Regions from separate parts of the Mus musculus genome. Here all the other regions are linked to region 1. Evidence: chromatin loops called from intact Hi-C (ENCODE). Cell type or tissue: gastrocnemius. All regions are shown on one strand. Links, peaks and the distances in the headings refer to the core of each region. The heading gives the core; the rest is flanking DNA.

Region 1 (5,649 bases), core at 248-5,247:
GGTATTCCTTGACTGCCAGTACACCTTTCCCCTCACAGATGTGACACATACATTTGCCAGGCTACTCAGTTCACAAGGGACAGAGCCCCAGCCTTCGGGCCTAGATCTCACATTCTGGATACGCCCTGTTGGATGCCCTCAGCCTCCCATAGCACTGCCATGCCCTCAGAGCTACTGTGGGTGTGTGCTGGTGGGCATGGCCTAATGGCTTTCAAGACTACATCATCTGCCCCAAGGTGTCTGCAGGTCTGGACTGAGCAATCTTAAGCCCAGCCCACCTCACTTAAAATCTCAGCAGCAGCCATGTGCACACACACACACAGGGTTTCTCTGTGCAGCCCAGGCTGTCCTGGAACTGGATCTTTAGGCTAGGCTGGCCTTGAACTCAGAGACCCACCTGCCTCTGCCTCCCAAGTGCTGGGATTAAAGTTGTACATCACCATGCCCAGCTAAATTTCAGGCTCTAGGTGACCAGCACTGCTGTGTCTGGTTGTGGCTTCCCTACAACAGGAAGTCAGCTTAGTGGCCTCTGCACACTATGTTGCAGGCCTCGATCAGTGCATTGGCTGGTACTTCTCGGCCTCCTCCTGGGCTCTGCCCTCCCGTTTCTCGGTCTTGGCGGCAGCCTAGAGCTTGGTGGTGAGAGACTCTCCCCACCCCCCACCAAGCTCTGTTTCTGGAGACCTGAGCTTTATCCAAGTTTGAACCTAAATGATTTGCATGAGAAAGACATTTTTACCTTTTCAATAACCAGCCCGGGCTGCAGCTTCAACTTCATGCCCTACACAATTGCCTGGCAACACATAGTGCTTGCACGTGCTCGGGAGCGGGGCACAGTGCTACAGAAAGGCTCCTATCATCTCTACCGTCGCTGGTCACTACAGACATACTCAGGAGCTTCCTATGTCCAGCAGTGTAGTTGCTGGGCTGAGACCCTGGGAATTCATGTTTTACAGTATAATCTAGTCTCTGAGGGGTGGAGGAGATGGCAGGAGAACTCATCTGTTACCCCAGTTCCCCAGAATTCGGCTCAGGGCTTGCAAGGGTCAGGCAGTTGGGACAAGAGATCAACAGTGACCTATGCACAGTGGCCCCATCTCTCGCAGGAGCTTCTACAGGTCTAGAAGGTCAACATAGCCAGTCCAGCATGCAGCAGAGGGGTAAGGTGCACCGCATGCCTTGGAGATCTGGGGGCCCACAGCAACTTCCTGTAATCCCTCAGAGCTTTATCTAAAGAGACTGGGCACCCTTAGACTCTCATCCAGCTCCAAGGAGTTGGGAAGTAGAAGGAAGTTCAAATGTAAAGACCTGTGGTCAGATCTGTCCCCAGGTTGCCATGGTTATTTGAGATAACCAGACCAACTTCTTTGTAGGTAATGGTACTCGCAGCCTGGGAAGCATTTGATGGGGATTGGGTGTAGCTGAGAGGCAATTCCCCCAAACCTGCTGTGCAGCGAGACCTTCCCACCGCGGGACAGAGCACACGCTGGCCCTGAGTACCAGCACGTACCGTAGCCGGGGAGGCTATTAATAATTTCCATATATCGTACTCCCATTATGAGCAAAAATAACCAGCATGAGCAGCAGCAAAGCTATCTGGCACCCCACCCCCAAGTCTCAGAGAGCCCAAAATAGCAGCCTGGGAAAGGCTTGGCGGCATCTAGCCCAAGGGGTCCGGGCTGGGCTTTCCCTGTGCTGACCCAATGCCTCCATAGCTGGCTCTTATCCAGGGGGCTTGGCCTCACCAGGTCCCATGGGGCACAGAGCGTGGGATGATCTCAGGGCAGGGGGAAGGTATGCATGGTTTGAAGAGAAATACAGAATATGAGGATAGTCTTAGGATCTGCATGCAGGGCTTAGAGGAGGACGGAACGTGATCACCAGGAGATACCTACAGCTTCACACAAGGGCCTTCTGGGTCACAGATCCTCCAGAAGCTGCAGGATCCAGGGAAACTAGGGATGTGCAGCACCCCATACACACATCATGTTAGGATCAGGCCCACTCAGAGTCCCCTAAGGCCCCTCCCTCCCCTGGGCCTGACCTGGCTTCATCAGAGACAGGGGAGCCAAGGACTGGGCTATTCTCTTCCGACTGTGGGTTCAGACTCTCTGCCAAGTGGCTCGGGGAGAAGGAAGTCTGAGTGAGATGGTGAGGGGCAGTGGGTGAAGGGTCTGGGGCTTCCCACAACTTCAACTGCATTGTTAGTGTCCTAGCGATGTTCCAGATGGTCAGTCTTCCCTAAGCCCGGCTCTTAATGGGACCCAAACCCCCTGACTGGGAGGCTTGTCTCAGGGTGGGCTGTGCTTCTTAAGTGTGGAGGCTCAAGCCTCATCTGTTAGGTAGATGGGCTGACCAGGAGCATTCTGGGAGCTAGAGGTGCACGGTTATGCTTTCTATATGGGGTCACTAGGCTAGTTTATATATGCCAGGCAGGCTCTCCCCACGCACCTAGGCTGCCCTCTAGTGGCCAGGTGGCCTGGTGTGCAGCCAGCACTCCTAGGTTCGAAGTCCCATTATCCACAGTGTGGATCTGTAGAGGCAGTGGGGTGTTTTGGAAGAGGTTTGTTTGTTTGTTTGTTTTATTTTCATAGCCTACCTGGGCAGGGGCTAGGGCAAGAGAGACGCCGTCCCACTCCTATTTAGCTACTGTCAGCTGCCCTTGCTGGGTGAGGGGAGGCAGCAGAACCCAGAGCCACCTCCTCCAGGAAGGGCCCTGGCTTTGGCCTAGCTTGAGCTTCAGGGATCTTTGTGGCCTATTATTTTGGTCAGACCAGCCTAGGATGGGTCTCTGGCCATTTCTGCTGAATCTTCTCTGAGATCATGATAGACCAGTGCATGGGTGACCTGGCAAGCCCAGGCTCTCAGTGAAGATCCCTGCCTGTCCAGTACAAAGGCTTGGATACGGTTCCACAGGAGGGAGAGGTCAGGACTAGGCTGAAAACAGATGGAGGTAATAGGACCCCTTTCCTGACCCTCTGCTGCCCAGGTGGGACACTCAGAGCTGTACAGCCAGCTGGGTCAGAGTAGCCGGGAGGGAACCTCAGGAAAACAATCAAGAAATCCAGAGGGGCTAGGGTTGTGGCTTCTGGAAGTATAAGTTTCCCCTGCTCCCCCACTCCCCTGAACTGCAGGAGGGCTGGGCAGGTGCCCAGGCTGGCTTAGGACCAGACTGCATGGCTGGCCTAGGACCCCAGTGCCAGCCCGTACTCCTACCTCTGTGCTGGCCTGAAGCCAAACACTTTTTTTTTTTTTTTTTTTTTTTTTGCAAAGCTATCTTTTTACCTTGATAAGCTGTTTTAAAAATGTAAATAAAATAACTCGGCAGACAAAAGCAGGCATTGATTCTGCCCAGAGCCAGCCGCTGCCCTCGACATGAAATATCGCAGCACATTGAGTCGTGAGTCCTTGCTAATCCAGGCAGACAAGCTTGAATGAGGCCCCTTTGGACGGGCGCGGTGGTGGGCAGTGGAGCATGCACCGCCTGCTGGGCGGCCCTGTCCTGGACAATGGCTTTTCTTCCCAGAAGGGGCCTGTGCAGGACAAGAGCCCCCTTTGTGTAGAATGTCTGCCTTGGAGAGCAAGAGAGGCACATTCAGCAGCCCCAGACACTCTTTGAAAAGCTTCAGTGTAACAGAAGACGCTGAAACACTAGCTTGCCTTCTGCCTCGCAGCACTCTCTCCAGGCACAGCCGCCATTCAGCCTTAAGAACGGGCGGGGGGTGTGGGGGGGGGCATGTCAATGCCCAACCCCACATTGTTCCTGGCTGTGTGGCCATCTTGGTTTCTCCGTGCCCCTCAATAGTTTTGAGAGGCAGGTGTGACAGGAAATGAAGCTATGTGAGTCGTGGTACTGCTGACACATGGCCTTCTCCCAGGGCCAACCAAGGTCTACGGGGCTTAGGTGGCTGGCTTCTGGTGACAAATACCTAAATCACAGCTGTAGGAGTGGAGGCCTCCAGAGCACTGTTCTGTCCCTAACGAGTGCTCATCTTTGACTCTCAATGGCAACAGGGTGGAAGTCATGATGCTGGAATGAGTGATGGCCTCATTGAGTTCAGCAGGCATGTGTGGGCCAGAGTCCACTTGAGGCATCCTCTAGCCATGAGCTGGGGTCTGTATCTCTTAGGCTGCATGACAGAACTCTAGTTGTGCAGTGACTGGAAGCCCCTCCTTCTCCAGGCACCTCATGCAGATCTGGTCACAGCCTGGGCCTCCTAGCTGGGTCTGGGACTCTGAATACAGAACTTTAGGACTAGACTCTTACAACCTTCTGGGCCTGCACCAAAGATGTCAGTGCTAGCAAAGTTAACCCAGAAACTATAATGCCAACAGCACACAAGTTCTCCTCCGGAGACTCCTGCCCTAGGGTATCCGGGCAGCACAGGCTGAGCGGTCTCAGCCATTTAAGTGTTTCTGTCTGGGGTGCCTGCCTACATACTCAGCAAACAGACAGATTGATCAACTGACAAATGGACAAAGGGCAGGAGAGTGGCCTGCCAGCTTAGGGATGTTTGCCACGTGCTACACAGTCTTGCTGGAGCTCATCGGCAAGATTGGCCCGCCAGAGCTGAGAGGGGCTAGGAGGCAATCTCAGAAGGGCTCCTCTGGGCATGCAATGAACAGAGTTCTGGGGAGTGACATTGGGGTGGGATCTACACTTTGATACCTTTTCTCAGATAAAGTACTATGAGGGGCTTCTGAGCCCAGTCTCTGAGGCCCTAACTCTGGAAGGCCCACAGCCCCATACAGCCCTATATGGGACTACAAACAGCCTCTTTCTGGCTTCTGCCTGTCCTACTGAACACACACACCAAGAGGCAGAAAAAGTGTCCCAGCCCCCTTTCCTGAAGGCTATGAGAGGCATGGAGAGTCCTCTTGGTGGGCTGACAGGAGCTCCAGAGTGTGACCCCAACAGCCTTGGGGAGCTCTCTGGGAGGACGTTGACTACATGGTCTGCAGATGTGCATGACTGCCCAAAACCCAGCTTCCAGTGAGACACTGTCCAGAGCCCATGAGGATGTGGGACTTAGCTCGGGGAGAGGCTTGGAGCTCGGGGCAGGCCTGGGCTGAGGGTTCAGATCCTCTGGCCTGGGCCAGTAGATAGAATGTGGGAAGGTAAGTAGGCTACACAGCCCTCAGGATGCTGAGAGTCAAGCTCACAGGCAGAGGGACTTGTAGGTATTGTCTACCTTAGAGGACAGTGGAGTGCTGGTTAGCCTGGCAAGGGGTTCAGAACACTAGGGAATGGCAAGGGAGTGACTCACTTCCCCTCCTGTCCTGACTGTAAGTGTGGCTGTGGCTTCAGCCAACACTTCGGCTCCCAGGCTACAGAAGCCTCGAGGGAGCCCCTGGCTACCAGTCCTGCCTACTCTAAGTCATATCCAACCATCTGGCCAGAGGCTCATCAGTGTAGCCAACCCTGCCAGGCTTCCTCCTGGAGCTGAAGAGTCACAAAACCTGATTGTCACTTTGTCCCCCTCCTCAGAGGCCCCTCCCAATCTTCCCCACCTGCACAGAGGTTTTAAAACTTTATCTATTCAGAAGGTAATTGTCACTATTCAGCCACCACCCGTGACTTTTCATGCTGCTCCTCTGAGCCCCAAGGTCCTGGGCCCTGGCCATTGTTCACACACATTGTTCCCATAA
Region 2 (5,649 bases), core at 422-5,421, 130 kb before region 1:
TTACACATAAAAACTGAGCCTCAGCCGGGCGTGGTGGCGCACGCCTTTAATCCCAGCACTCTGGAGGCAGAGGCAGGCGGATTTCTGAGTTCGAGGCCAGCCTGGTCTACAAAGTGAGTTCCAGGACAGCCAGGGCTATACAGAGAAACCCTGTCTCGGAAAAACAACAACAACAACAACAACAACTGAGCCTCACACATTTAGGCAGTCTGTCATGCAGAAAAGTACAAAAACAAGGGTAAAGGTCCCACTAACTCCTGTTGAAACACCAACTTCCAAGAATGGACAGGGGGTTAGTGACTCTGAAGGGCCATAATCTCATGACAGATAAGTCTTGAAAAGTTTCTTTGGGTATCGCTGCATAGTATGCAATATATACCCCTCCCCAGCATACACAGTAGGGCAACTGCTTGGAGGCATTAGGAAGGTGGGGGCTACAGACTGGTGATGTGTTTTTCCTTTGTCTGCCTTATAGACCACAGCCAGCTGAGGCCTGGCATTGCTGCCCCTGGTGCCACTTGCCTTCCAGGGGACTCTGCTTCATGGAATGTGGGTCTCTGCAAATACAAGTTCAGCCTAGGGATAGGTACCTTTAGGCTTCTGGGTTGCATGGCAGCCTACAGCTGGCATCATCTTAGCTAGATCTTTAACTTACTCACTGGCACACTCCATATAAACTGGCAATTATAAACTGAATTTCAGCTTTCCAGAAGTCTTTCCCAAGTCATTTATTTACCCTTGGTAGTACCAGAGATTAGACCCAGAGCCTTCTGAAAGCACTCTACTACTGAGCTATAGCCTCAGCCCTCAAATCACCTTTTCAAAGGGAACTTCTAGGACGCATGGCTTTTTTTTTTTTTTATATTTGTTTTATTTTTTATTAGATATTTTCTTTATATACATTTCAAATGCTATCCCAAAAGTTCCCTATACTCTTTCCCTGAGCTGTTCCCCTACACACCCACTTCTTGGCCCTGGTGTTCCCCTATACTGGAGCATATAAAGTTTGCAAGACCAAGGGGCCTCTCTTCCCAATGATGGCAGTCTTCTGCTACATATGCAGCTAGAGACATGAGCTCTGGGGGTACTGGTTAGTTTATATTGTTGTTCCACCTATAGGGTTGCAGACCCCTTCAGCTCCTTGGGTATTTTACCTAGCTCCTCCATTGGGGGCCCTGTGTTCCATTCTATAGGTGACTGTGAGCATCCACTTTTGTATTTGCCAGGCACTGGCATAGCCTCACACGAGACAGCTATATCAGGGTCCCTTCAGCAAAATCTTGCTGGCATATGCAATAGTGTCTGGGTTTGGTGGCTAATTATGGGATGGATCCCCGGGTGGGGTAGTCTCTGGATGGTCCATCCTTTTGTCTTAGCTCCAAACTTTGTCTCTGTAATTCCTTCCTTGGGTATTTTGTTTCCTATTCTAAGGAGGAATGGAGTATCCACACTTTGGTCTTTCTTCTTCTTGATCTTCTTGTGTTTTGCAAATTGTATCTTGGGTATTCTAAGTTTCTGGGCTAATATCCACTTATTGGTGAGTGCATATCTAGTGACTTCTTTTGTGATTGGGTTACCTCACTAAGGATGATATCCTCCAGATCCATCCATTTGCCCAAGAATTTCATAAATTCATTGTTTTTAATAGCTGAGTAGTACTCCATTGTACACATTTTTTTTTAATCCATTTCTCTGTTGAGGGACATCTGGGTTCTTTCCAGCTTCTGGCTATTATAAATAGGGCTGCTATGAAAATAGTGGAGCATGTGTCCTTATTACCAGTCGGAACATCTTCTGTGTATATGCCCAGGAGAGGTATTGCTGGATCCTCCGGTAATATTATATCCAATTTTTCTGATGAACCACCAGGACTCATGGCTTTTTTTTTTTTTAAAGATTTATTATTTATTTATTACATGTAAGTTCACTGTAGCTGTCTTCAGACACACCAGAAGAGGGCATCAGAACTCATTACGGGTGGTTGTGAGCCACCATTTGGTTGCTGGGATTTGAACTCCAGACCTTTGGAAGAGCAGTCGGGTGCTCTTACCCACTGAGCCATCTCACCAGCCCACTCATGGCTTTTATACTCAGAATTCCAAATTACCAAAATAAAACAGGAACACACAAAACAAAATCTAAGAAATGTTACAAGGAAAACACTCCAAAGTTCAGCTTGTATCTTGCTTTGAGAAAAAAAAAATCCGCCCAATCCTGGATTGGAGACAATTTTTTCTAGCTGGGGGCAAATGAGACAAGTCAGCCCTTGACTCATTCCCTCAGCGTCAGTCAGCATGTGACATGACTGAGGAGGTGTGAGCTGCTCTACTCGAGCACAGACCAGCATACCTGTTCTGCAAAGGACCACACTAAGTTATTAACTTAGTGATTCTAAGCAAGGACAGTTCTGTCACAGGGAAACATGGCAATGTCAGGATGAACTTCTGGTTATTGCAAATGAAGGTTTCTACAAACATCCAGTATGGAAGGACCAGGCACACTACAAACCTTCTTACATCCTCAGGACAGTCTCTTCTTCATCCAAAATAAATGGCCCAGGGACTGGTAAGGTGTTAAGAACACCTGCTGCAGCTGGGCGGTGGTGGCACACGCCTTTAATCCCAGCACTTCGGAGGCAGAGGCAGGCGGATTTCCGAGTTCAAGGCCAGCCTGGTCTACAGACCAAGACAGCCAGGTCTACACAGAGAAACCCTGTCTCCAGAAACCAAACCAAACCAACAAACAACCTCCCCCCCCAAAAAACAAAACAAAACAAAACAAAACAAAACAAAACAAAACAAAAAACACCCACCTGCTGCCCTGTAGAGAGAGAGAGGACCTGAATTTGGATCCTAGCACCTGGATGGCTGTAATTTGTTCCTGGGGTTCTAATGCCCTCTTCTGGCCTCCATGGACATTGCATGTGTGCTGCATATCCACACAGAATTTTTTGTTTTGTTTTGTTTTGTTTTGTCTTGTTTTGTTTTGTTAAAGAAAGACCTAGTCAGCTGCCGGGGGCACATACCTTTAATCCGAGCACTCAGGAGGCAGAGGCAGAGACAGGCAGATCTCTGTGAGTTCAAGGCCAGCCTGGTCTACAAAGGAGTTCCAGGACAGGCAGGGCTATTTTTACACAGAGAAACCCTGTCTCAAAAAACAAAACCGAAGAATGATCCCAGTCAAATGGCTAAGCACAGTGAGGAACCCTGTATTCTGCAGGTCACATTTGATCTGCCAACTGATGTTCCTTTAGACTTTCTCCTGTCTCCCTGTCCCCCTCTCTCCCTCCTGCTTTCTCTCTTTCAGGCTGGGTCTCACAGGTCAGGCTGGCTTCCAGCTATGAAGCCAGTTGTCACATGCTCTACAAAATACAGCCCATTGTCTTTAGCTGGGGTGGGTAGTAGTGCAATCTCCTACAACAAGAAACAGTAGTGCAATCTCCTACAACAAGAAACAGGGATTTAGCTGGGGTGGGTAGTAGTGCAATCTCCTACAACAAGAAACAGGGATTTGTCAGGCGTGGTGGCGCACGCCTTTAATCCCAGCACTCGGGAGGCAGAGGCAGGCGGATTTCTGAGTTCGAGGCCAGCCTGGTCTACAAAGTGAGTTCAAGGACAGCCAGGGCTATACAAAAAACAAACAGGGATTTTCCAAAAATATTCTAACACCCAAAGTGTTCTAGCCATGGTGCAATAATGACCCCAGCCCTATGATCCCCTGTCCACATGGCAAAGGGCATCTTAGCATTCACCTGATGCAAACATTGAGATGCTTATATATATATTGTTAATTTCCAGCTTTCTCTTTTATAGCCACTCCAGGAAACAGTGTGACATCCTGTTTTAAATCCTTTAAAAATGTAAAATTTAGAACTTATGAGATGGCCCTGCGAGTAGGCACTTGCAAGCAGGCCAGGCTACCTGAGTTTGCTCTCTGATATCACAAGGCTGACAAATAATTTGCATAAGTGGTATGGTACACATACACCTGCATTCACACATACATACACACAAATAATTTTTAAATGTAAAAACTATAATAATGTAGTTCAGTTAGTAGGACACTTGCCTAAGCCAGATGTGGTGGTGTATGCCTTTAATCCTAACTCTTGGGAGGCAAAGGCCAGCCTCTATGAATTAGAGGCCTGTTCTACAGAGTGAGTTTCTAGTCCGGTCAAGGTTACAGTGAGTTCCTGTTTCAGCAGCAGCAATAGTAATTGTTGTCTAATATGTATGTTGCCCTGGATTTGATTTCCAAAATCATATAAAACAGGAAGTAAAAAGGTCATCACTGATTACAGAGTGAGTTTGAGGCAAGTCTTTGCTGCATAACACCCTAATTTTTAAAAATTTATTTATTATATGTAAGTACACTGTAGCTGTCTTCAGACACTCCAGAAGAGGGAGTCAGATCTTGTTATGGATGGTTGTGAGCCACCATGTGGTTGCTGGGATTTGAACTCGGGACCTTTGGAAGAGCAGTCAGGTGCTCTTACCCACTGAGCCATCTCACCAGCCCCCAACACCCTAATTTTTAAAAACGGGAAATCTGTCCTTAAACGACCATTTTTCATCTCAATTCTTCGGCACTGTCATCAGGGCTCACCGATGGCTACACACTAAGAAGTCAGGGCTCTGGTGTCACATGCTCTACAAAATACAGCCCATTGTCTTTAGCTGGGGTGGGTAGTAGTGCAAGTTACTCATCTCCTACAACAAGAAACAGGGATTTGCCGAAAACAGTCTAACACCCAAAGTGTTCTAGCCATGGTGCACTAATGACCACATGGCAAAGGGCGTCTTAGCATTCACCTGATGCAAACATTGGGATGCTTAAATATATATTGTTAATTTCAGGAAACATTTTTTTCCATCAGCAAATGGTCTCATTTGGCACACAACTGACATAAACTCAAAGACCGACCGTAAGCTAATAAATTTCAGCTGTAAATGTATCCACCGCCATGAGCATGTGAGCACCCGTTCCTAATGTCTATGCTTCCTTTTCTAGGTCTGTCTGTCTCAAGTGTATTAATGACGCCTGCCACAAGGTGGTGGGAAAGTCCGTGAAACTGCAATCGGGGGCTGGTGTGATGGCTCAGTGGTTAAGAGCACCGACTGCTCTTCTGAAGGTCCTGAGTTCAAATCCCAGCAACCGCATGGTGGCTCACATCCATCCGTAACAAAATCTGATGCCCTCTTCTGGAGTGTCTGAAGACAGCTACAGTGTACTTACATATAATAAATAAATAAATCTTTAAAAAAAAAAAAAAAAAAAAAAAAAAAAAAAAAAAAAAAAAAAAAAAAAAACTGCAATCGGTTGAGCCAGGAAATCAAGCAATGCCTTGAGACCAGAATTTTTTCTCAGATGGCAGATACCCACACAGGGCCCTATTCATGCCCTTTCTCAACAGTCTGCTTTCTCTTTGTCTTTGTGAGGTGGAATGAACAAAAGGCTAGTCTTTGGCAGAAAAGAGGAAAAGGGATGCCAGCCCTCTTTATCAATCGTATAAGTCTGCCCTGGACAGATGAAGGGACATGCTCTGAGGTCAGTGCTGCTGAGTGAACAAGCTGATTTATAAAGGGGGCACATCACCATGGGAAATACTCAGAGCCCAGCAGGATATTTTACTTATATGCAGTCTCCAAA
Region 3 (5,649 bases), core at 1-5,000, 54 kb before region 1:
ACAGCTGAGCTAGACTGAGTTCACATTTTACCCAGCTTGGTCTTGTCAATAGATTCACAACCCAAGCAGCCATCATTCATTAGCTGAAGGTAGGACGCCATGGCCCTTAGAGGGGGACCCAGGACTTGTGCCAAAATTAAAACCAGTATTTTTTTTTAATATAAAAAGACCAATGAAAAATTTATTTATAAATTTTTCACGATGGGCTACAAGTCTATATCGTACGCTTAGGAGTGTGCCACAGACTTCATACAGATAGAAGAGACCAACCAGGACCCATCTGAAGCTTCAACATAGGCCCAGTACGTTTTAACATTAATTAACATAATTAAAAAGGCATTTGCGTGTAGAAAAACCATACAGAACTCCTTTTGAAGTAATCTGTGCTTGTCTCAGTGTCTGCCATTCTCATGACATTATCACTATTCCTCCCACACTGGTTCATAAAAGCGCAGAAGACCGAAGAATATGGCCAGGCGGCACAAAGGGCTCCACCCACCTGTGTCCTCAAGTGCTCCCCATTTTTGCACGCAGGGTCAGCAGCACTTCTACGAAGGGGAAACCTCATTTAAATTTGAATAATTCAGCCTCCCTTTTATTTCCCAGGATCAAAACAAGAAGGGGAATGGAGATGCATAGAAAATTGGAACCACAGAAACCAGGAAGTCTCCTTTCTGGGACAGCCAGTGACGCTCCAGCACCTCCTCCAGCCCTGGTCCTTGGCACAGCCCCTCCCTCATGGCTGGATCCTCAGATCATAATAGGGCCTTGGAGCAGGGTTTGAGGGTGGGGATGGGGATTGGGGAAGGCAGAAAGAGCACAGCAGCCCTTCCACTCATTCAGCAATAGTATGAGAGATTCACAGTCTTTATAGGAATTTTATAAAAATATAAATATGGGTACACAACAGCCTTCACAACGCTGGATACAACGCCCTTTAAAATTGGGTTCATAACCAAGATTCAAAAAAATACACCTAAAACTTGGCTTAAAATATGTTAATATTTTATATTCTGTCATAAATGTTATGACATTTAATCGTGGCAAATTCATTTACTTTTTTAAAAAAGTGTGCAACCGACTATTAACTATAATAGAAGTCACTAGGAAGGGTACCATGCTCTCAGAATCCCCACGTCCCAGCCACGCGGGCTTCAAGAGCCCTTTGGAACTTTGCTAAACCAGCCTGTGTGGGGAATGGTGGCCTCTCACGGGAGGGGAAAGGGAGACAGATCCTAGGCTCTCTAAACTCAGAATCCAGGGAGAGGAAAAGAGGAATGAGGTGTGGAAGATTAGGGACTCGGTGGGGGAGGGGCTAGCAATGGGAAAACCATAGGGCTAGGCGGTATTTTCAGTGCAACCAAAAAATGGTAGACTCAAGTTTTTAGTTTTAAAGGAAAAAAAATGCATCTTTCTCCCATAACCACGCACAATATTTCCAAACAAAAAACTCAGGCGCACAAACTTCACCCACAAATATACACACACGTGATAAATAGTTGAGGACATCAGGAACCCGGAGCGTCCCCTTCCCTTCCTAAGTGCGAGGGCGCGCAGATGGTGGAGCCCGGTAATGGTTGTTTGGCGGCTGCCAGCGGCGGGCGCCGCACTGTGAGCGGCCGGGTCTCACGAGCGGCGGCTGGAGCGCGAGTCCGCCCGCGCCTTTCACCTTCCGGAGAAAACATTTCAAGCGGAGGATCCGGTATCTCGGGATTCCGAAGTCTCCCGGTGTGAGACTCAAATTTCAAAACGGACTGGAGCCTGCGCCCCGCCCCCACCCTCTAGGCGGTCGGGGCCGTGGGAAGGCTCTGGGGCCCCGCGGGGCTCAGAGGACTGCCAAGGGGAGGCGCTCTTTTGCGGAGAGCCGAACCCTGGGGTCCACGGATGCGCTACTTTGGTCGTGGCCGCGGACGTAGAGACTTAGCCCGATTTCCACGCGGACCAGCAAACCTGGCGCACACCGAGGTAGTTGGCGGGAAGGTACAGCAGAGACGACGCGGGTGGGGGCCAGGGGCCGGAGTCCGGGTGGCTATCACCGGCCGCTGGCCGCGTACTTGGCCTTGGTGATGAGATAGAGCACGATGTCCTGGTGGCCCCCGAAAGCGGCGATGTGTAGCGCGCTCCAGCCGTCGCGGTTAGCTAGGCGGATGTCGGCTCCGAACTTGACCAACAGCTTCACCAGCTCCAGGTTGCCGTCGATGACTGACTGGTGTAGTGCTGTCTGGCCCTCCGGCCCGAACGAGTTCACGTTGAATTCGCAGTTAGTCATGTTCTGCAGCAGCGACTGCAGCTCCTGCGTGTTGCCCTTGCGCACCGCTTCCTGGAAGATGCGCTGCGTCTGTGGCGCCGAGCAGGTGGACAGCTCGGCTTGGCTCATGTTGCCGCAGAGCTAGGGCTGCGAGCCGCGCCCCGGCTTAGCGCGGGCGGCGGCTGCAGTGCGGGCCCCGGGCTGTCTCGGGGCGTGTCTCGAGGTACGCCTCGGCGCATGGAGGGCGCTGCGCCCTCGGGCCCCGCACGCCGCCCCTGCGCACTCCGGGCGTTCGGGGCCGAGGGCCGCTGGCGCGGGACCCCTGCTGCATCCAGCCGCGCCCAAGCGGGCGGGCGACAGGGCTGGGTGCTGGTTCGCAGAACCTGGGGCAGCCGGAGGCCGCGACACTCGCAGTCGTGGTCCCTTCGAGGTTAGGCTTCGCTCCAGCTGAACTCCACCCGCGTCCCTTTGCAAAATAGTTCTAATTCGCCCGCCGCTTCTCGCCGTCTTTTACGGTTCTTATATTTGCATAACAATAGACGCTCTTGACGCGCACACCAGGGCTCTTTCGATTGGGTGGTGCCCACGTGGGGGCGGGGCGGAGGCGGGGTCGTGCTGCAGCTCCCTCCAGGATAGAGGGCGCTGGTCTGACCAGCACTAGTCTGGTCTGGCCAGGGTGGTCAGAAGGCCTCGGGGGTTTTCCAGCACCACTGCGGGATCCTGGGTCTGGTTGCTCCGGTGTATAAGCTCCTTCGGCAGTTTTCTTCTTCCTTCATAGATGTCGGGAGTTGCGAGTTCCTTGCGCAGCCACTCCCAGGCCTGGACCTGGCGTTCACAGGTGGCAATTTCACGAACTGCTCGGTTGTATAGTCCTCCATCACTCTGGTCCTTTCTACTCAAGTGTAATTTACGGGGAAGCTTGAGCAGCAATTGCATTTGGCTCCTCCATACTGATGGAGGGAGCTCCATGCCCCTAAGCTACCCACAGTGTAGGTAGGGGTTCCTTTGGCAGGCTGGCACAGGCTCGCTCGCTCGCTCGCTCCCCCCTCTGTCTCTGTCTCTCTCTGTCTATCTCTCTCTCTCTGCCTCTCTCTCTGTCTCTCTCTCTTTCTCGGTGGCCAGTCTGTCACTACTCCTCCTTATGTGTTTCCTTTACTTAGTGTCAGCATATAAGACACAGGGCTGGCTCGTGAGACCAACAGCACTGCCCTTTGAGGGAGTTCTGAAATGACTCATTTCCAAGCCATAAGCCCCACGTTTTATTGACCACCCTTAACAACTGACCGTGAGTGAGGCAGGAGGTGCTGGCGCTGGCTGGGAAGGCAAGGCTCCACATTTCCTCATTATGTTTTACGGCTTATAGCTTCGCTGTGGTTGCTGGAAATTAAGGAGGAATGATCTTAAGACTTGCAGAGCAGGAGGCAGGGCACGTCAGGGCTTGATTTCTTCTGAAGCTAACTGGGAATTCCAAGCAGGCAACTGTAAGCCTCAGCTGGGCAGCCCACCCAGCCAGGCTCCATCTGGGGACGCTCCTTTGGTGGATGTTCCTGCCCCAGACTCAGAACTGTATCATATTCACCGGGGCATGTCCCCAACCTTACTATGTTCACGGGGAGGGACCATAGCTAAATTGAATGGAGAAAGTAGGCAACCCCCCCCCCACCACCACTGTGACCACCAGATGTCCGCCCGTCGGGCCAACTTGTTTAAGGGTCACACTCCTTTTCTGCTAACCTGAGAACCTGAATCTCATGTGTATTCAGCTTGGAAAGCTCTCTAGTCTTCTTGGGATCCTTGGTCTATTGGGTTCTGCCTATTTGGTCCCCTAGCCACACCTTATACCTCATTGTTCAGAGAGTTTTTTTTTTTTTTTTTTCGAGACAGGGTTGCTCTGTATAGCCCTGGCTTTCCTGGAACTCACTCTGTAGACCAGGCTGGCCTCGAACTCAGAAGTCCGCCTGCCTCTGCCTCCCAAGTGCTGGGATTAAAGGCGTGCGCTACCACTGCTTGGCTACTGTTCCAAGATCTTGAGAGGAACCCTTATGGTTCTCTCCACCGTGCAGGTAGACTGAGGTGCAGTTGGGGGTTCTGACTGATGCCCCAATGCAGGCTGTGTCACAGAACACTAACCCAAAACAAAGTGGGCAGGGAGAAACGGGAGTTCTGGGAGCATAAGAGGACAGGATCTGATTCCTGGCTGGCCCATGGTTTCATGCGTTTGCATAGGGCTTGGAAGCTTTAGACAGGCAGGAATCAGAGACCACACCTGGGGGTGAGCAGAGCCTTACTTTCATCAAGCCCAGTGATGTTCCTTGAAGGTGAATGGGTCCCCGGATAGGCCCCTACCTAGGTGGGCTCCAGCCTGGCCTGAGGAAGGGCATCTGAGATGCTTGCCCAGAACAGAGCCTGGGAGAAAAGTCCTGTTGACATCCGCAGCAGGCGGCAGACAAAGGGGCCCTGTGTGAGCTCAGTGTGGGAACGCCAGGCCCCCACCACAGGGGCTGTGAGAGCTGGAAGGCTCAGCTAGTTCTTGCAGAATAGCATGGCTGGTGTGGCAGTCCTATCGTGGTAAAAGCTTATCCTGAGGACATTTTGCCCTGTGTCAGGCTCAAAGGACAGACAGATGTGCCTGGCTTGCCACCACCACTGTGCAGCTGAGACGGAGCTGGATGGCCAGCTACCCACAGAACTTCTTAGGTGATGGTTACAGGATTCCCGGCTGGCTCGTGCTCCTTCACCACAGCTATGCTCTGGCCCACACCCATGCCTTCCTGTCTCAGATAAGGAGGGGCTTGGGGAAGGCTGTGGGGCATTTGGTTCCTAGTAAGCACCACCCAAGTGTTTGCTGGAGGACACTTCCAAAAGGTGGACATTTGTTCCCCGCTTTCAAAGAGAGGGAGGGAAGGGGGCTCCCAGAGAGTCTCAGGGGACCTAGTATTAAGCTCCGGTGTTTGTGATGCTTGCTTGAGATCTAGGAGACCCCCTTCTGGCTGTGATGCTGGACTCTGACCTTTATTCCCTGCCTGATCCAAAGAATGCTGGTCCAGGAGCATCCTGACCACCATCTGCTCATTCCTAGAAGGAGACAGTGGGAAGGGCATCCTCCTCCCTCCAGATGCCCAGCTCCCGTTCTTGCTTAGGTGGGTGCTTAGGAGCCAGCAGCTCTGAAAGCAATGCTGTGAAGGGGTGGCATGTAGAGTGCTCTGGAATCTGCAGGGGAAATCTGGGTGGGGTAGTCCAGGCAATCTGAGAGGCCATAGGAGGACAGCACAGACAGGGCAGCTGGCCAAAGCTGGGCCAGGCCTGCAGCCACCTTAAAGGCGCTGAGCAGGGGAGGGAGGCCAGTGGGCAGTGGGGGGCGGGGCTTCCAGCTAATTCATTAAAATGTGTTGGGGAGCGTG
Region 4 (5,649 bases), core at 356-5,355, 200 kb before region 1:
ACCACCTGTAACTCTAGACCAAGGGTGCCTCTGTGAGCATCTTTATGCAAATGTACATACACACATAAAATTAAAAGTAATATATTTTTGAAAAATTTGAAACTTTGGTTATAAACTTTTACAATAAAAGTGATGGAGGGGGGCTGGTGAGATGGCTCAGTGGGTAAGAGCACCCGACTGCTCTTCCGAAGGTCCGGAGTTCAAATCCCAGCAACCACATGGTGGCTCACAACCATCCGTAACAAGATCTGACTCCCTCTTCTGGAGTGTCTGAAGACAGCTACAGTGTACTTACATATAATAAATAAATAAATCTTAAAAAAAAAAAAAAAAAGTGATGGAGGGGGCTGGAGAGATGGCTCAGTGGTTAAGAGCACTCACTGCTCTTCCAGAGATGCTGAGTTCAATTCCCAGCAACCACATGGTGGCTCACAACCATCTGTAATGGGATCTGATGCTCTCTTCTAGTGTGTCTGAAGGCAGCTACAGTATACTCATATACATAAAATAAATAAACAATTATTTAAAAAAAAAGTGATGGAAAGCCTTAACTGTTTCCACATTAGCAGACTGGAGGAAGAGCTAGCTGTAGCCCCACCTGTGCTTTCAATACTCAGGGGGCTGACACTGGAGGATTTCAAGTTCAAAGTTAGAACTGAATGAGACCCTGTTGGGGAGGATGGAGAAGAAAGGAGGAAAAGAGGGAGAAAGGGGGAGGGAAGAGAGAAATAGATTGTAAGAGACATAAGTCTTTTATATGTCAGATCTTATATGTGGCCTATGATGAACACTTGTGCATTTGAAGGTATAGCTTCCTGTTGTTTGGGTACTGTGTGATAGTTTCAGTTAGGCCAAATGGTTGCCAGCACTGAACAGCAAGATAGAAGACAGTGTACTCATAAATCAAGAGGCTTAGGTAAAATAGAAAAACTCTTAAGTTACAAGGTGGTAAAACCAACTCAAGAAGTGGGAAATGGAGAAATACCTATAAAGAAATTTACTTTAAATCTGTGGCACACCCTACAATCCCAACACACTGGAGGTTAAGGCAGAGGGATTTCACGGTCAGAATTGGTGGTTGAGTTGGGAGAATTTTTGTGAGCTTGAGGATAATCTAAGCTACACAGTGAGTTTAAGGCCAGTTTGAAATGTGTAGTAAAGCACCGTCTCAAACAAAACCACCCACCCACCAACAAAAGGGTCCGAACCGGCCGGGCGTGGTGGCGCACGCCTCTAATCCCAGCACTTGGGAGGCAGAGGCAGGCGGATTTCTGAGTTCGAGGCCAGCCTGGTCTACACAGTGGGTTCCAGGACAGCCAGGGCTACTCAGAGAAACCCTCTCTCGAGAAAACCAAAAAAAAAAAAAAACAAAAACCAAAAAAAAAAAAAAAAAAAAAAGGTCTGAACCGTATATGTCTCCCTTCTCATAAGGCCACACCAGCATTCTTCCAGCTACTTGAGCCTATGAACTTTGGAGTTATTCTTGGGCCCTCATCTTTCTTTTAGGACAGGGCTCCTCTGTCCCTGGCTGTCCTGGAACTACAGAGCAGGCCAGCCTCAAACTCAGGGAAATCTACCTGCCTTTGCCTCTTGAGTGCTGGGATTAAAAAAGTGTGGAGTTTTATCTAAACAACAAAAGTAATTATATTGAGTCATGGTCCTTAACACTTATTTAGACTGGATTTAACATTAGAGAATTCATCTTGTGTAAAACCCTAGGACTATAAAGAACAGGTGAGGTCTTTAAACCTCAATCCTTAGTCAGGATAAATGAATTCATATTTGTAGGAACTACATGTAATTACTCTGAATGGGTAAGATATGTATTCTCTTTATAAATGTAAAAAGTAGAGTAAAACCTTTGCTCAGACCTCAATCTCTCTCTCTTTCTCTCTGTCTGCCTGTCTGTCTGTCTGTCTGTCTGTCTCCACTCAGCTCTGTAATGACAGAAGATATGTGCTGTCATGCCTGGGTTTTCATATAGGTCTGTGTTATGGAGTTCCCGACCCCTGAAAAAAGCTTAGAGACTGAATCCAATTGTAATTAAAAGATTGATTGATTATGGCTGGCTGAACAACAATCTCTTGAGCCAAACCTAAAACTAACATGAGAAGGTGGATGAAGAAAGGATCGTTTTTATTATTTTATTTTTATTTTATTTTTTTGAAATTTTTATTTTATGTGTATCGGTGTTTTGCAGGCATGTATGCATACCTTTTGTATGAAGTATCCATGAAGGCCAGAAGAGGGCACTGTTGCCACTGGGACCAGAGTGACCAATTGTTAGTCATGTAGTGTTCGTACTGGGATTCGAGCCTGGAAGAGCAGCCAGTGTTAATCACGCAGCCATCTCTTCAGCCCCCAAGGGAAGGACTTTTAAGCCTGAAAAACTGCAGGAAACCCTCGAGTGTCTGCATAAGCAACTCAAGAGCTGTTTTGCTCTGCCGCATAAGCAAGTTACAGCAGCAAACAAGTAGTTGGTCATAACATAACACGTAGCTGGTCACTGCCGTAGGTGTGTGTGGGGTTGGGGGCATGTCACTGAGTCCAGGTTACTGGGAATTTATCTTCTAGGGACTGGAGTCAAAAAGACAAAGAGCTAGTGGGTACCAAGCTGGATGCCTAGCATAAAATGGAGTTACAGTAGCCATCACGTTGGGGACCCCTCAGATACACAGTGCTTGCTCTTTACCGCTGAACCCCTCACACCTCAATCATAATATACAAAAAGGATTTTTGTTCTTTTTATTGTTTTTGTTGAGACACGGTCTTGTTGCATGGATCTCTTGATTTTTGTTTCTTTGAAGGAAAAATATTTAGCTGAACCCAGGTGTAGTGGTGCACGCCTTTAATCCCAGCACTTGAGAGGCAGAGGCAGGTGGATCTCAGTGAGTTCTAGGCCAGCCTGGTCTAAAGAGAAAGTTCCAAACCCAGCCAGAACTACAGCTCTGTCTCCAAAAAAGAAAATTCGATTGAAAGACACAAATTTAAGTATACATTTATTTAACAAATGGAAAATCAAAGCTAGAAATCCAAAGAGGTTAGAGTAGGTTCCACAAGCTGGAGGAGGGGAGCAACAAAGTCCTGTAGGGTGGATTTTTAAAAGACTTTATGAGGTAGGTAGCAGTAGCATATTTGTAGGGTAAGGTGACCCTTTTTCTCTTTATAAGTGTGTTAGGGGATTTCCTCACCCCTTCAAGTCTCATAGCCAGTTTTTAGGAGAGTAAAGAATAAAACTTGAGCAGTGCCATCTTTGCAAGCACTGGGTCAAAGTCTTCCGGAGACTGACCTCATGGTTAAATACAATAGAATTTGTGACCTTTGTTACAAAAAGAATGAATTCTATTGACTGATAAACAGAGCTTGGGGCCTAAGAGCAGTGGTTCTCAACCCTGAAGAAGGCTTGGGGCTATACTGGGATCCCAAATACCCAGTGTAGTCGACATCTGGCTAATAAAGACTTTCTATTGGCTTAAATCCATGTTTGGGCAGTCTTCTCTGCTAAATACCCCGCAACAGTACATGCAGGCAAAGCACTTATCCACATAAAATAAAAATTAAAATTAAAATTAAAGATCCGTAAGTAAACAACCTCAAAATCTAGTGGCTAAAATATAGCAAAGGGCCAGGGTATACTTCAGTGGGGGAGCATTTATTCAGCGTATGCAAATCCCTGGTTCAATCTGCAGCATCATCAAAAATTGTTATGAAAACCAAAAACTAGGCATAATGTATATCTATAATATGAAGGTGGAGGATCAGGAGCTCAAGGTCATCTTGCTATATAGCAAATTAGAGGTCATCCTGGGCTCATTGTGACTGTTTCAAAACAAAACAAAAAAGCAAGATGGCCTTCCTTTACCACTGAACATTCCAGCAGACCCAGTGGAAATGCCCCCTCTTGCTGCCAGGCTGCTATGACTCAGCCTTATCCCTAAGCCAGCCTCAACCTGTGTCGTTTGGTGTTTCCTGTGTGATATATCCTGTGAGGGGTCCTCTCTTGCAGCCCTAGGCTTCCACCCATGCTTAGCGGCTCCAGCAGTGTAGATGATTGGCCCTAGACTTCCCAAGAAGTATCTGCCCTCCATCACAGGGCCACAGCTAGTGGTGAGGGATTGATTTGCTATTTAACCCCGAGGAGGACTTACTGCTCCCAGGGAGAAGGAGGCTTGCGAATTCTCCCGAAGAGACCAAGAAGTTCATGTGACTGGCAGGGCTGTGTCACTCAACTGAGCATTATCCCAGAGTTGCAGGGCTAAGTATACATGTTCACATGAGAGATGGAGCTGAATGCAGCGGTTGTAAAACACTTATCAGGCCTGAAGGGTTCCTAAAAAGTTTGCCAGGCATGGTGGCGCATGCCTTTATTCCCAGCACTGGGAAGGCAGAGGCAGGCGGATTTCTGAGTTTGAGGCCAGCCTGGTCTACAGAGTGAGTTCCAGGACAGCCAGGACTACATGGAGAAACCCTGTCTTGGAAAAAAAAAAAAAAATATATATATATATATATATATATATATATATATATATATATTCAAAATCAAATACATAATAAATTTGGGTATTTCTGGTAATGTTCATCCAGGTTACACAGTGTAAATTCACTGAAGCCTTAGTTAACAAACAACCTGTGTGCTTTATACTTCACATGGTGTTACAAATATTAACAGGCTACCTGCAAAACGTTGGCTCAGAGCCGGGCAGTGGTGGTGCACCAGCCTGGTCTACAAAGTGAGTTCCAGGACAGCCAGGGCTACACAGAGAAACCCTGTCTTAAAAACAAAACAAACAAAACAAAACAAAAAACAAACCAGTTGGCTCAGACATGAGTTCTGGATTTCAGGGTTTGCACTGTGCATACCAAGCTCCCTTCCTCACAGGCACAGAGTGGTCTAATTCTATAAAACAAACACTTTATTGTTTTACTACCATTATTCCTAAACATGTGTCAAACTACTATATCTCTTGATTGTATCATGTAAAAAAAATTTCTGTTTTTTAAAGTTTCATTTGAATTTCTTTTCTTTTTCTTTCCTTGAGACAGGGTTTCTCTATGTATCCCTGGCTGTCCTGGAACTCATTCTGAAGACCAGTCTGGCCTTGAACTCAGTGATCCACCTGCCTCTGCCTGCTGAGCACTGGATTTAAAAAGGGCCACTATGCCTGGCCCTTCATCTGAGTTTCTGACTTGAGTTTCAAAACAATTGTTCAGTGGATTTTGCCTTGGAATCAGGACTGTGTGTGTGACCTTTTTTTTTTTTTAAGAATTATTGATTTGTTTTATGTGTATGAGCACACTGTAGCTGTACAGATGGTTGTGAGCCTTCATGTGGTTGCTGGGAATTGAACTCAGGACTTCTGCTCACTCTGACCCAGAGATCTATTTATTGTTATATGTAAGTACACTGTTCTTATATGTAAGTAGCTGTCTTCTGATACAACAGAAGAAGGCGTCAGATCTCATTACGGATGGTTGTGAGCCACCACCATGTGGTTGCTGGGATTTGAACTCAGGACCTTCAGAAGAGCAGTCAGTGCTCTTAACCGCTGAGCCATCTCAACAGCCCAGTATCTGACTATTTTTAAAGTGGTCCTAAATATATGAAGCAGTAATCTTAGCACTAGTGATGGTTACAATCAAAATGCCAGT
Region 5 (5,649 bases), core at 1-5,000, 170 kb before region 1:
TCCAGGCCAGCGTCCCCGGATCTGCCTCTGTCTATCACTCCAACTCCAACAGGACATTTCCTCGGGTCCTTGGCCCTTTCCTGGTGTGTGCCCTTTGGGGTCAGCAGCCTCTGAACAGAAAGGCTGGTGTGGCCTGAGGGGAAGCTCTTCCTGTCCTCAGAGGCTCCTCCTCCTCAGGATGCCTCTAAGCCAGGGCCACCCAGGAGCCAGGGAGCCAGGCGGACATCCCAGGAAGAGTGCCGTCAGGACCCCCCAAGCCCAGACCCAGCACAAGCAAGGACAGGCCCAACCCCGGGCAGAAGAGGCCACTCTTGAAAGTCTGGCTGTTGGTCCGTCTTTTCAGCACAGTGAGGCAGGCAGGAGTCAGGGCCTGAGTGACCTGCCAGGCCTGGCAGCGGCCCCAAGGAGCAGGCAAGGGCAGGTGTGGCCGCCACCCTTAGTTGTCTAATCGCTTATACATATTCATTTTAGGATAGAAAGAGTGGTAGAGCAGAGCCCGACCCTAAAAAGAAAGCCACATTTAGGGCTATCACCTCCACCCTGGCCTCCAGCTTCAAGAGACGTAGGTCCTCCAAAGACACGGTAAGGGGAAGCACCCCAGTCCCGCGTCTCTGACTCCCCCCTTGCCCCATGTCTGTCTCCCTCTCCCTTACCATCCCACCCCTGCCCCCATCTTCAACCCTGGCCATCTGTGCCAAGTCAGTCCTTCACCCACCCTCCACCCATTAAAGGGTGCTGTCCTTTAGAACGCTCCAGACCTCTCCTCAAGCCCTCACTTGCCCTCAGCTTCCCCATGTGTCTCCACGTTAGTCTGCCCACCTCTCTCCCCATGCCATGACCCACACGCCATCTGGAAGCTGTGTCATGTTGTTGGTCAGTCAGTCAGCCTCACTGCCTCTCTGGGCTACCCGGACCCTGGGAACCAGAGTAGCCCTGTCCCAGGCTGCCCCTGCCAGGAGGCCACACCACGTCTGTTTCATCCCTGTTTCTCCACACGGGGCTTGATGCTTTCATTCTTGCCCTGCAACAGCCCTGCAGGGTGTAGCTGTGATGTCCCATCCGTCCGTCTGTCTGGCCACTGGCCCCGCCCCCCAGACACCTGTCTCACCTGTCTCACCAGAGCCATGCGTGTTGCATCTTCCATGTGGTCTCTGTGTGGGCCGGGGGCTGGGGGCCGGGCCTGGGTCCATCTGGGTGGACGACTGGGGCCTAGCATTGGCATTGACCCTTGGTTACAGGGAGACTGTCAGGTGGGGAGTGGGGTGTTGCCATGGTGAACAGGTCCCTGATGGAGGTGTGGCAGCAGCACCCAGGTGATCTGAGCATGGATAGGGTGTTCTTGAAAGGCCTGGGGCCTGAGCACCTAAGGCAAAACAGGTTCTCAGAAGGAGGTCCGGGAAGGGGAGGCTAAGAACTGTGTTCCCGCTCAAACCCCCAAGCACTGCCACGGGCCACTGTCAGAGTCAGACCTTCTGCCTTCTGAGCCAGAAAACGGTTCCCTGTCTTGGGCAGCGTCACATCACCGCACCAGCAGTACATGCTCACAAGAAAGTCCTCCAGCAGGCTCGCTTTTTGCTAGAGTCACCCTGATCCTATGACGTTACCCTTTAACAGGCCCACAGGAAGCCCTCTAACCAGTGGGGAGTGTCACCCACAAGGGGCTTGTGTCCCACAAGGAATCTGGATCTATAGTTATGCTCCTATGCCCAGGAAGAAAGGCATACTGACAGGATTTGGCACAAAGCAAAATGTACTAGGGTGCTCCAGAGAGACCCACAAGGCCTGGCTGCTCAGCTCTCCAAAGGCCTTGGTTCAGAAAAAGGGGATGAAGAGTAAGAATCTGTGGTTTGCACCAACTTGAGGCTCCAGGAGCTGGTGGTACAAACACTATCTTCAGGGTCACCCAGACCAGGGAAAGTGGGCAAGGTCTATGTTACAAGGTCTGAATCAGAACCCCCACTAGGGGGCGCAGGGGTGGAAGAGCAGGGCCAAGGGAGCTGTGGGCTGGAATTTGTGTGGGGAAGGGGAAATCTGACAGGGAAGAAGAAGATCTGTACTTTTGGGGCCAGATGGCCATAGTGGGGAAGGCACAAAAGTCCTGCAGGTGGCAGGCCATTTTCAGTGGATGTCACTAAGTCTTGGGGCTCCATCTGGAGCTGGCCAGGTACAACTCAGAGATCTACGTGGTTCCTTTCTGGGGCCTTGCTCTCAGTTCAATCTTTACCTGAGCCTCCCTGGGCACCAGGGACCCGTTCTTCTGGGCCATCTGGAGCTGGCCCCACCCTGCAGGGTTGACCTCTGGGGGCTGGGTGGGGGAGGGAAGCCCAGCTTCCACCCTGTCTCTGGGGCTGGGTGCTGTTCAGAGGGAGGCCTGGGTGGGGGCTCCTTTGGGTGGGGTGGGGTCGGTCCAGCTGCTGAGATCCTTTGCCCCTGTCCTGTGGCCGGTCCGGGCCAGGGCAGCACTGGGCGCTCAGGGCTGGGATCCCTGGTGGCCGGCGGGGCCAGCAGGTATTGATTGTTGGTTCTTATTTATAGAGCACCGGGGGTGGACGCGGCGCTTTGCAAAACCAAAAAGACACAGTGCTGCCGCGACGCGCTATTGAGAGGGAGGAGGGCCAGCTGCAGCTGTGTTCCCGTCATAGGGAGAGCTGAGACGCCCCGCCCGCCCTCCTCTGCCCCTCCCCCGCAGACAGACGCACGGGACAGCGGCCTGGCCCACGCAGAGCCCCGGAGCACGACGGGGTCGGGGGAGGAGCACCCCCAGCCTCCCCCAGGCCGTGCCCGCCTGCCCGCCGGTCGGCCGGCTGGCCGGTCCACCCTGTCCCGGCCCCGCGCGTGCCCCCGACGTCGGAGCTAACGGGCCGCCTTGTCTGTGTATTTCTATTTTACAGCAGTACCATCCCACTGATATCACGGGCCCGCTCAACCTCTCAGATCCCTCGGTCAGCACCGTGGTGTGAGGCCCCCGGAGGCGCCCACCTGCCCAGTTAGCCCGGCCAAGGACACTGATGAGTCCTGCTGCTCGGGAAGGCCTGAGGGAAGCCCACCCGCCCCAGAGACTGCCCACCCTGGGCCTCCCGTCCTCCTGCTCTGCTGCCTGGCGGGCAGCCCCTGCAGGACCAAGGTGCGGACCAGAGCGGCTGAGGATGGGCCAGAGCTGAGCCGGCTGGGCAGGGCCACAGGGCGCTCCGGCAGAGGCAGGGCCCTGAGGTCTCTGAGCAGTGGGGTGAGGGGCCTAAGTGGCCCCGGTCGGAGGAGCCTGGAGCAGAAATGGCAGCCCCATCCTTCCTCCAGCCACTACCCCAAGCTACAGTGGGGGCCCATGGCCCCAGCTTGCTAGGTCACCCTCCACCCCTCCTCCAGCGCCTGCTCTCTGCAACCTGACTTCCACCTCTATCTCTCTTTCTCTCCTGCTGCACAATCCTCCCACGACCCTTCCCACCCCATTCACTGGGCTGGCTCCGACCTTTCCCAGGGCTAGCCTTCACTGCCCTAGTGGCAGCGCTTCCCAGGGGTGCTCTCTGGCTCCCAGATGTCTAGGGCTCCAGACTCCAAGAGGGCTGAGCCTTCTCTTCTGTCTGCAGCCACAATAGGCTTCCTCAGACGCTGGCTTGAGAGGAGCCCCGCACCTTGGGCACCAGGGAGTGCCATCCGCCTCCCAGTCCGGTGTCACTCACCCAACCTTGTACATGACTAGCTCTCCCAGTGTCCAAGCGCGTGCCTTCCCCGAGCCACTGGGGCGCAGCAGCGCGCTGCCCCTCTGCCCCAGGGACACCGGGCGCGCATAACCACCCCTAATCCCGGTATTCAGTGGTGATGCCTAAAGGAATGTCAGAAAATTTCCGGGTTTTGTCTATTGTTGACGCCTACAGGGAATGTGAAGGGAGGATCAGGGATTTGGGGAGAGTTCTCAAAGTACGGAGGCACTTCAGGAGCACTAGAAACAACCTGCAGTCCCCTTAGGCTTGGATAGCTGCTGTTACAGGGCTCCCAGCATCCTCCAGGGAGGGTGGGCCCTCGGGGTCTAGCTGTCTCCTTAGTAAGTGGCGCACCGTGGTGCGGCGGCGGCGGCGGCGCCGTGCACCACAAGCAGTGAGCACGGAGCCCAATGCCAGGCAGATGGCCAAACTAGCAAGGAAAGAGACCGGCCCGAGAGCGTAGACCACCGCCAGGTCTCGCGCTGCTAGTGACTGAGTGCACTGTTTGAAGGCGGCATCCGGAAAAGCTGTCAGTAGGCTGAGCGTCTGGAGTCTTGGAGACACGCAGAGCAGGGTCTCAGTTTCTGCGGGACACAGGAGCGGCGTCAGATGGCAGCAATTGCACCAAACATTATCCGTCCTGCGCCCCAGATGGCTCACCTGAGGCTGGACGCGGGTGCTTACGCAGCCAAGTGCAAAGGGGACGCAGCGCACAGTTGCACGTCCAGGGGTTGCCATGCAAGCGCAACACATCGAGGGCAGGCAAGTTATTCAGCAAACCCGCCTCGATTGCCGATAGTGAATTGTCCTGCAGGCTGAGCACTCGCAGTAATGGAAGCGGGCCCAGGATCGAAGGCTCCAGGAGTGCCAGCCGGTTACCCGCTAGGGAGAGGAAACTAAGCGCGCGCAGCGGCGCGAAGGTGCCAGGAGGCAGAGTTTCCAGCTGGTTGGAGCTCAGGTCCAGCCATTGCAACACTCCCAGACCCCAGAAAGCTCGTGCGTGCACCGACCGAAGCCGGTTCTCCCTCAGATCTAGGTATAGCAGCGCGCCTGCATTGGCGAAGGCACCCGGAGGCAGCGCGCTCACGCGATTGTGATCCAGCAGCAGTGAGCGTACTTGCCAGCTCAGGTCCGCTGGTACCGCAGGCAGCGCGAGTGCGGAGCAATTGGCCTTGCCGCCTAGTGAACATGAACATGCCTCGGGGCATTCGGGGGCCACCGGGGATTTAGAAGGGGCAGTTCCAATATCCTCCTGGGTCCAGACTCGCCTCAACGACAGCAGCAGCAGCAGAGAGAGTTGCGGCGGAAGCCGCGAGAAAAAAGAACCCCGCATGTGCGGCTTCGGGCTTTGGAGTCAAGGTGCCCCAAAGCCGTCTCAGCCTCACCTGCACAAGTATTAACTCTCCTGCCCTAACACAACAGTTTCTGTCCCTCTGCTGGTTCCTCAACTTGGGCGGGGGCTAGGCAGAGAGCCAATGCCCAGCACTGCCAACCACCTGTCCAGAGCTCCAGTCTTGGCTTGGCCTTGAGCCCAGAATAGAGCTGATGTGACCATTGGCCTCCCCACTGAGACCTAAAGAACACGATCAAAGCCACCAGTTCTGCATACAATGCAGCCAGCAGTGCCTTGCTCCATACCCCAGACACAATCCCATTCCTACTCAGCAAAAGGACCCCACAGATCCTAAAAGGATCCCAGTCTCTGGAAGTTTGGTGAAAATATAACAGGTGATGGAGCCTAACCACAGAGGGAAAGACCTGGAAGTGTAGGAGGAAAACGCATCTAAGGCAAAAGAGGGAGGGAGTGTAGGAAAGACGTTGCTTCAAGCCCTGGCAACCCTTGAGGACAGAGCCAGTGGAAAGGGCACTGGCCTCAGTCTGGTCAGTGCAGCTCCCTTTTTGCTTTGCCAGTTTACAGGTCCTGTCTTGGGGAATCTGGGAAGATGGAAGG

The links. A loop is a pair of places that touch in the nucleus more often than their neighbours do. Peaks named below come from ENCODE experiments on the same cell type or tissue, not always from the same donor. Only the 100,000 strongest peaks of a DNase experiment are listed, where the experiment ranks them.
Region 2: it touches region 1 in a loop (2.1-fold over the local background); 5 of 42 quality-filtered maps call a loop at or near these places.
Region 3: a loop joins it to region 1, with 2.4 times the contacts of the local background. A loop is called at or near these places in 14 of 42 quality-filtered maps.
Region 4: it touches region 1 in a loop (2.0-fold over the local background); 2 of 42 quality-filtered maps call a loop at or near these places.
Region 5: a loop joins it to region 1, with 3 times the contacts of the local background. A loop is called at or near these places in 2 of 42 quality-filtered maps.

Annotation. Positions count from the first base shown.
Region 1 is chr2:25,124,209-25,129,857 of GRCm38, reverse strand. All of the region lies in intron 2 of Gm13387 (predicted gene 13387), which reads left to right. Among named protein-coding and RNA genes, the nearest start is that of Gm13387, 18 kb to the left of the region's middle. RefSeq lists an enhancer at 1,768-5,013. In gastrocnemius, for the core only: a CTCF peak has its summit at 2,463 (motif pointing left); DNase peaks (open chromatin) are centred at 1,709, 2,459, 3,142 and 3,473; H3K4me3 peaks cover 657 bases; H3K27ac peaks cover 2,247 bases.
Region 2 is chr2:25,256,335-25,261,983 of GRCm38, reverse strand. It overlaps Tmem203 (transmembrane protein 203), which reads right to left. Exons shown (of 1, transcript NM_177344.3): 1 at 5,632-5,649. Among named protein-coding and RNA genes, the nearest start is that of Tprn, 3.4 kb to the left of the region's middle. In gastrocnemius, for the core only: CTCF peaks have their summits at 2,908 (motif pointing left) and 5,038 (motif pointing right); a DNase peak (open chromatin) is centred at 5,035; H3K4me3 peaks cover 96 bases; H3K27ac peaks cover 68 bases.
Region 3 is chr2:25,177,839-25,183,487 of GRCm38, reverse strand. It overlaps Nrarp (Notch-regulated ankyrin repeat protein), which reads right to left and starts at 2,730. Exons shown (of 1, transcript NM_025980.2): 1 at 149-2,730. The coding sequence starts at 2,377. The coding sequence ends at 2,033. In gastrocnemius, for the core only: CTCF peaks have their summits at 1,795 and 2,878; DNase peaks (open chromatin) are centred at 1,647, 1,824, 2,398, 2,840 and 2 more places; H3K4me3 peaks cover 4,419 bases; H3K27ac peaks cover 5,000 bases.
Region 4 is chr2:25,325,273-25,330,921 of GRCm38, reverse strand. AA543186 (expressed sequence AA543186) reads left to right here. Exons shown (of 2, transcript NR_027448.1): 2 at 2,201-3,472. Among named protein-coding and RNA genes, the nearest start is that of AA543186, 4.5 kb to the left of the region's middle. In gastrocnemius, for the core only: a CTCF peak has its summit at 2,235 (motif pointing right); a DNase peak (open chromatin) is centred at 2,260.
Region 5 is chr2:25,289,371-25,295,019 of GRCm38, reverse strand. Lrrc26 (leucine rich repeat containing 26) reads right to left here and starts at 5,109. Exons shown (of 2, transcript NM_146117.2): 1 at 4,359-5,109; 2 at 3,827-4,282. The coding sequence starts at 5,031. The coding sequence ends at 3,960. It overlaps Grin1 (glutamate receptor, ionotropic, NMDA1 (zeta 1)), which reads left to right. Exons shown (of 20, transcript NM_008169.3): 19 at 472-582; 20 at 2,536-3,843. The coding sequence ends at 2,652. Grin1os (glutamate receptor, ionotropic, NMDA1 (zeta 1), opposite strand) reads right to left here and starts at 3,762. Exons shown (of 4, transcript NR_168905.1): 1 at 3,678-3,762; 2 at 1,109-1,363. In gastrocnemius, for the core only: CTCF peaks have their summits at 1,965 (motif pointing right) and 3,498; DNase peaks (open chromatin) are centred at 3,690, 4,213, 4,612, 4,796 and 5 more places; H3K4me3 peaks cover 3,045 bases; H3K27ac peaks cover 2,339 bases.